Regions from separate parts of the Homo sapiens genome. Here region 1 is linked to region 2. The links are chromatin loops, found by intact Hi-C in ENCODE. Cell type or tissue: Calu3. All regions are shown on one strand. Links, peaks and the distances in the headings refer to the core of each region. The heading gives the core; the rest is flanking DNA.

What was found. Hi-C counts contacts between places; a loop is a spot of excess contacts. Peaks named below come from ENCODE experiments on the same cell type or tissue, not always from the same donor. Only the 100,000 strongest peaks of a DNase experiment are listed, where the experiment ranks them.
Region 1: a loop joins it to region 2, with 8 times the contacts of the local background. A loop is called at or near these places in 21 of 110 quality-filtered maps.

The regions. Positions count from the first base shown.
Region 1 is chr2:110,105,078-110,107,994 of GRCh38, reverse strand. The region is part of intron 1 of MALL (mal, T cell differentiation protein like); the gene reads left to right. Among named protein-coding and RNA genes, the nearest start is that of MALL, 9.3 kb to the left of the region's middle. RefSeq lists an enhancer at 1,318-2,517. In Calu3, for the core only: no CTCF peak of the experiment used is centred there; DNase peaks (open chromatin) are centred at 1,149 and 1,654.
Region 2 is chr2:110,155,601-110,158,517 of GRCh38, reverse strand. All of the region lies in intron 11 of NPHP1 (nephrocystin 1), which reads left to right. Among named protein-coding and RNA genes, the nearest start is that of MALL, 41 kb to the right of the region's middle. In Calu3, for the core only: a CTCF peak has its summit at 1,155; a DNase peak (open chromatin) is centred at 1,147.

The DNA.
Region 1 (2,917 bases), core at 184-2,683, 51 kb after region 2:
ATTCTTCCCCTTTTCCTATGGATGTGGCTTCCTGTGAGCCAAACTGCAGTGATTGTTGTCTCTCTTCTGGATCTAGCCACCCAGCGAATTTACCTGGCTCTGGGCTGGTACTCTGGATTGTCTGCACAGAGTACTGTCATGTGGAATGTCTATGGGTCTCTCAGCCATGGATATCAGTGCCTGTTCTGGTGGAGGTGGCAGAGGGTGCAGTGGACTCTGTGAGGGTCTTTAGCTTTGGTGGTTTAATGGTCTATTTTTGTGCTGGTTGGCCCCCTGCCAGGAGGTGACACTTTCCAAAAAGCAGCAGCTGTAGTAGTATGGAGAGGGACCAGTGTTGGGTGGAGCCCTAGAACTCCCAAGATTATATGCCCTTTGTCTTCCACCAGAGTGGATAGGGAAGGACCATCAGATAGGGGCAGGGCTAGGCATGTATGAGCTCAGACTCTCCTTGGGTGGGTCTTGCTGTTGCTGCTGTGAGGGGTAAAGGTGAGATTCCCAAGTTACTGGAGTTGTGCACTTAGGAAGATTATGGCTGCTTCTGCTGGGTCATGCAGGTTGTCAGGGAAGTGGGGGAAAGCTGGCAGTTACAGGCCTCACCCAGCTCCCACACAAACCAAATGGCCAGTCTCACTCCCTCTGTGTACCCCCCAGCAGCCCCAAGTCTGTTTCTAGGTGGAGGGCAAGATGGGTTTGAAAACTTGCCCCAGGCTATCCTCCTCCCCAGCTTCCCCCGGTGGCTGCATCTTTCCTAACAGTAGTACAGTATCAGAGCCCAGAAGCTGCCCTTGGTACTTGGGGGCTCCACTTTTCTCACATGTGTAGATTCAGGGAATCACCACTGCATCAAGGCACAGGACTGCCACTCACCACAAAGAGCTCCCTCGTGCTACCCTTTCAGGGTGCACCCCCTACCCTGCCCTCCCTCACCCCCTCCTGAACAAACCCCTGAAAACCACAAATTTCATTCCTACAATTTTGTTATTTCCAGAAAGTTATATAAATACATGAAATCACACAGTATATGGGTCTTTGAGGTTGGCTTCTTCCACTCAGCCTAATGCTCTTGAGCACCATCCAAGCTGTGGCCTATGTCAATAGCTCCTTCCTTCTTACTGCTAAGTAGCGTTCCGTGGTCTGGCTTTGCCGTCATTTGTTTAACCATCCACCTATTGAGAAACAGTTTGCCTGTTTCCAGTTCTTGGCCGTTCCAAATAAAGCTGCTGTGAAAACTTGTGTGCAGGCTTTTGTGTGGGGGTAATGCTCAGTTCTCCAGGGAAAATGCCCCCGTATGATTGCTGGGTGGTGTAGTAAGTGTACGCTTTATTAAGAAACTGACAAACTATTTTCCAGAGTGGCTGGAGAATAACTTCTGTGTTTTACATCCCCACTAGTGATTGATGAAACTTTATCAGTAAAGTTCATGTTTTATGTAGTTTACTGGTGAATTTAGATTTCTTATTTAAAGACAATATTAATTTTGAAACATAATCTCCAAGTGCAAAAAAGGTTTGAATGGGTGAATTTTAAGATGAGAACAGACATCCATTTATTTTCTCTCTCCTTCATGTAGCAAGTGTGTGTGCCTTGGGGGAGCCTGGGGTGGGTGCGGCTCACACCCGTGCCCTGCTCTGGAGCCAGCTGTCTGCGGGTGCTGGGGGCTGACCATGCCATTACCTGTATGATACGAGGTGACTCATCAGCTTTTTTATAAGCTGAATTTTATAAGCCGAAGGGTGGAAGCTGCAAGCTCACCCAGGGTGACTGTGAACAAGGAAATGCTTTATGACTATGACTCCAATAAATTATTTTAACTGTCAACCTTGTCACTAGTTGACTTATGAGATTTTTGACTAGTTTAAAACAAACAGCTAAGATTTCTAGAGGTTCAGAAAGTTAAAAGCGGAGACCATGCAAACTCTTTGTTTGATGTTAGATGTTTTCCTTTCAGCTGCTTAACTCACCAGCACATTAGTCAGAGATAAATCCTCTGAGCCCTTAGAAGTTCATCCTGAGCTCTTCCAGTTCGGCAAGTTCATTGTATGTCTTACCCAAATGGCCAGTACCACCTTCATTCCAACCTGCTGCTGCTTCTACTCTGTTTATATGGAAGAGCCTGTCTGAAGCTCACTGAAGCCAGGGGCTTCCCGGGAGCCCCCTAGGGCCAACTCTCTGTGGACTGAAAGTGAATGGGTGGGGCTGGGAGAAGAAATTAGGGCTCCTCTTAGGCCTGACCTTAAGGCAGGCATCTTCCCCTTCCTTCCAACTGTGCCTTAGAAGTTGAGTTTTCCAGGAGGAGAAATCATCTCCCTTGCTTTCCTCTGCTCCCCTGTCAGTTCTCCATACTTCCAGGAGCAGCAAAGTTAACTCAATTTACCCCAGTTTATTTTATAATTTTCTTTTCATGCTTCAGCCTTTCTGTCTCTGTCCCTCCCTTCACTCCCCTCACTGCCATGTGGCGTCTTCCTGTCCTTGGTCTGGCTCCCACAGGGCAGCACCCTTCTCTTCTGTTCTCCTGCAGGACATGGGAGCCACCAACCTCTGTGCCCGTGGGACCATGGGGTCCCGTTGGAATAATGGCCAAGGATGTCCCCTGGAAAACAAGGACGGGAGAACATGAGGAAAGGGAAGGCCTTGGGCTGGGGAAGAGCAAGACCTCCCAGGAGAGAAGATGAAAAGGGCCATGGGACAGGAGTTGGATGTGAACCTCCCCACACTGCCTGTGGCCACCTTGGCCCCTTGGCCAGGCCCAGCCCCTACTCTGGGAGGGCACTGTGTATTCAGGTTCAGTAAAATAGAGTCAGTCAGGATGGGGCCTAAAGTCTGGCTCTGCTTCTTCATTGCTGTGAGACCCTGGGCAGGTTACTTCATCACTCTCAGCCGCAGTTTCATCAACAATGGAAAGAGTAACAATAAAGAG
Region 2 (2,917 bases), core at 190-2,689:
TAAGTGGGTACATACCTAACATCTGAAATTTAACACACAAGAAATAAAAATGGTTAGAACTGAAAAGAGAAACCGACAAAGTCACAATTATAGTTGGGGCCTCTATTATAGTTGGGGAGTTTAACACTTCTCTCTCAGTAATATAGGACAAGCAGACAGAAAATTAGTAAGGATGTAAGAGAACTGTATAACATATCAACAAACTGGATTAGATTGATATTCACATAACACTTCACCTCAAAATAGTAAAATACACTTTCTCTTAAGTACATATGGAATAGTCACCAATATAGACGGTCCTGGGTCAGAAAACAAACCTAGACAAATTGAAAAGAATTGGAATCATATAATATATGGTCCTTGATTACATGGAATTAAATTTGAAATCAGTAACAGGAAGATAAATGGAAAAATACTTAAATACTTGTAAATTTAAAAACTACTTCTAAATAATCAAAGGGTTAAAAGGAAATTTCATGGGAAATTAGAAAATATTTTGAACTGAACAAAAAATGAAAATGCAACATATCATAATTTGTGGAATGTTAGCTAAAGCATTGCTTAGAGGGACATTTATAGCACTAGATGCTTATGTTAGAAAAGAATTCTCAAATCTACAGTCAAAGCTCCTTCCTGAGAAGACAGTGCTGCTTGAGCTGATAACGGTCAATGTGAAATTAAATGAGTTAATGTAAGGGAAGTTATCAGAGTGATGTTATACATGGAAAGAACATAGTTCTTTCAAAGAGTGTCTGGATGAGAGGTGGTGATGATAACTTAGAGAGGTGGAGGTGGAGATGAGAGATGTGGATAGAGATATCTGGGAGTAAAAATCAACGAAGCTTGGTGATGGACTGGATATGGAGGAGAGAGGAGGAGTGGGGTATAGGCATGACACCTAGTCTCTGACTTCCGCATCTGGATGGATGGTGGCAACATTCAATGAGATGGGGAACACTGGAAGAGGACCACGTTTGGAGGAGTTGACATGGGCTTGGTTTTGCACATGCTGAGTATACTGCTAACCCCCAGCATGAAGAAAATGCCTTTATTTCATCTGAACTTGGGGTAAAGAAATGAACTTATGTTATGACGGTAATCCTCCCTCACTTCCATAATACATTCTGCACAAAATCACTGCCACAAATGAGCCAGTAGGTGTCCTCAGTGACCAAGAGCTGAATTGGTTTCTGTTTCATACATCTGGTTTGATACTTTTTCCTGTACCTCTCTGTGTTCTCATATATAAGAACATAAAAAGGAATGGAATTTTATTTTCAATAATATATCAAAATAATGAAATTTACTTTATGAAAGAAATTTATGTGAGATTTCCAAATTGAGAGTTATGGAACATATTTAATAGCTGCACAGATACTCGTGCTGTTTATGTAAGAGTGCTTCTTTAATAAATCTAAGCCTAGTTATGAATAAAAAGCATTGGGCTGGGCGCAGTGGCTCACGCCTGTAATCCCCGCACTTTGGGAGGCCGAGGCGGGCAGAGCACATGGTCAAGAGATCTAGACCATCCTGGCCAACATGATGAAACCGCGTCTCTACTAAAAATACAAAAATTAGCTGGACGTGGTGGCGTGTGCCTGTAGTCCCAGCTACTTGGGAGGCTGAGGCAGGAGAATCACTTGAACCCAGGAGGCAGAGGTTGCAGTGAGCCAAGATTGCGCCACTGCACTCCAGCCTGGTGACAGAGAGAAACTCTGTCTCAAAAAAAAAAAAAAACAGAAACCAAAACACATACACACACACAAAACCAAAGGCATTGTTGCCAAAACTAACTAATGAGACACAACTTCCAGTAATGTTTGAGTCAGCTCCTCTTGGACCACCCCACCCAGAGAGGGTAATTGTAAACTCTGGGCAAAGTAAAAAGCAACTACCTGAAGGCACTGCAGAGCATTCAGAAGCAGGCAGACACTGGAGAGGAGCCTCAAGCCTTTAGTCCACTGATTTATTTTTTTTCTCTTTGTTTTCTCTCTTTTTTGTTTGTCTCTTTTCTTTTTCCTATCTTCCTGTATTAGTTTGTTCTCACGCTGCTGATAAAGACATACCCAAGAAAGGGCAAATTACAAAAGAAAGGTTTATTGGACTTACAGTTCCGCATGGCTGAGGAGGCCTCACAATCATGGCAGAAGGTGAAAGGCACATCTCACATGGTGGCAGACAAGAGAACAGAGATTGTGCAGGGAAAACTCCCATTTTTAAAACCATCAGATCTCATGAGAATCATTCACCATCATGAGAACAGTGCAAGAAAGACCTGCCCCCATGGTGGCATGTGCCTGTAATCCCAGCTACTCAGGAGGCTGAGGCAGGAGAATTGCTTGAACCGGGACCTGGGAGGTGGAGGTTGCAGTGAGCCGAGATCATGTCACTACACTCCAGCCTGGACTACAGACTGAGACTCTTGTCTCAAAAAAAAAAAAAAAGAAAGACCTGCCTCCATAATTCAATCACTTCCTACTGGTTTCCTCCCACGACATGTGAGAATTGAGGGAGTTACAAGTCAAGATGAGATCTGGGTGAGGACACAGCCAAACCATATCATTCCTCCCCTAGTCCCTTCCAAATCTCATGTCCTCACATTTCCAAACCTATCATGCCTTCTCAACAGTCCCCCAAAGTCTTAACTCATTTCAGCATTAACTCAAAGTTCACAGTCCCAACATCTCATCTAAGATAAGGCAAGTCTCTTCTGCCTATGAGCCTGTAAAATCAAAAGCAAGCTAGTTATTTTCCAGATACAATGGAGGTACAGGCATTGGGTAAATGCAGCCATTCCAAATGGGATAAACTGGCCAAAACAAAGAGGCTACAGGCCCCATGCAAGTCCAAAATCCAGCTGGACAGTCAAATTTTAAAGCTCCAAAATGATCTCCTTTGACTCCATGTCTCACATCCA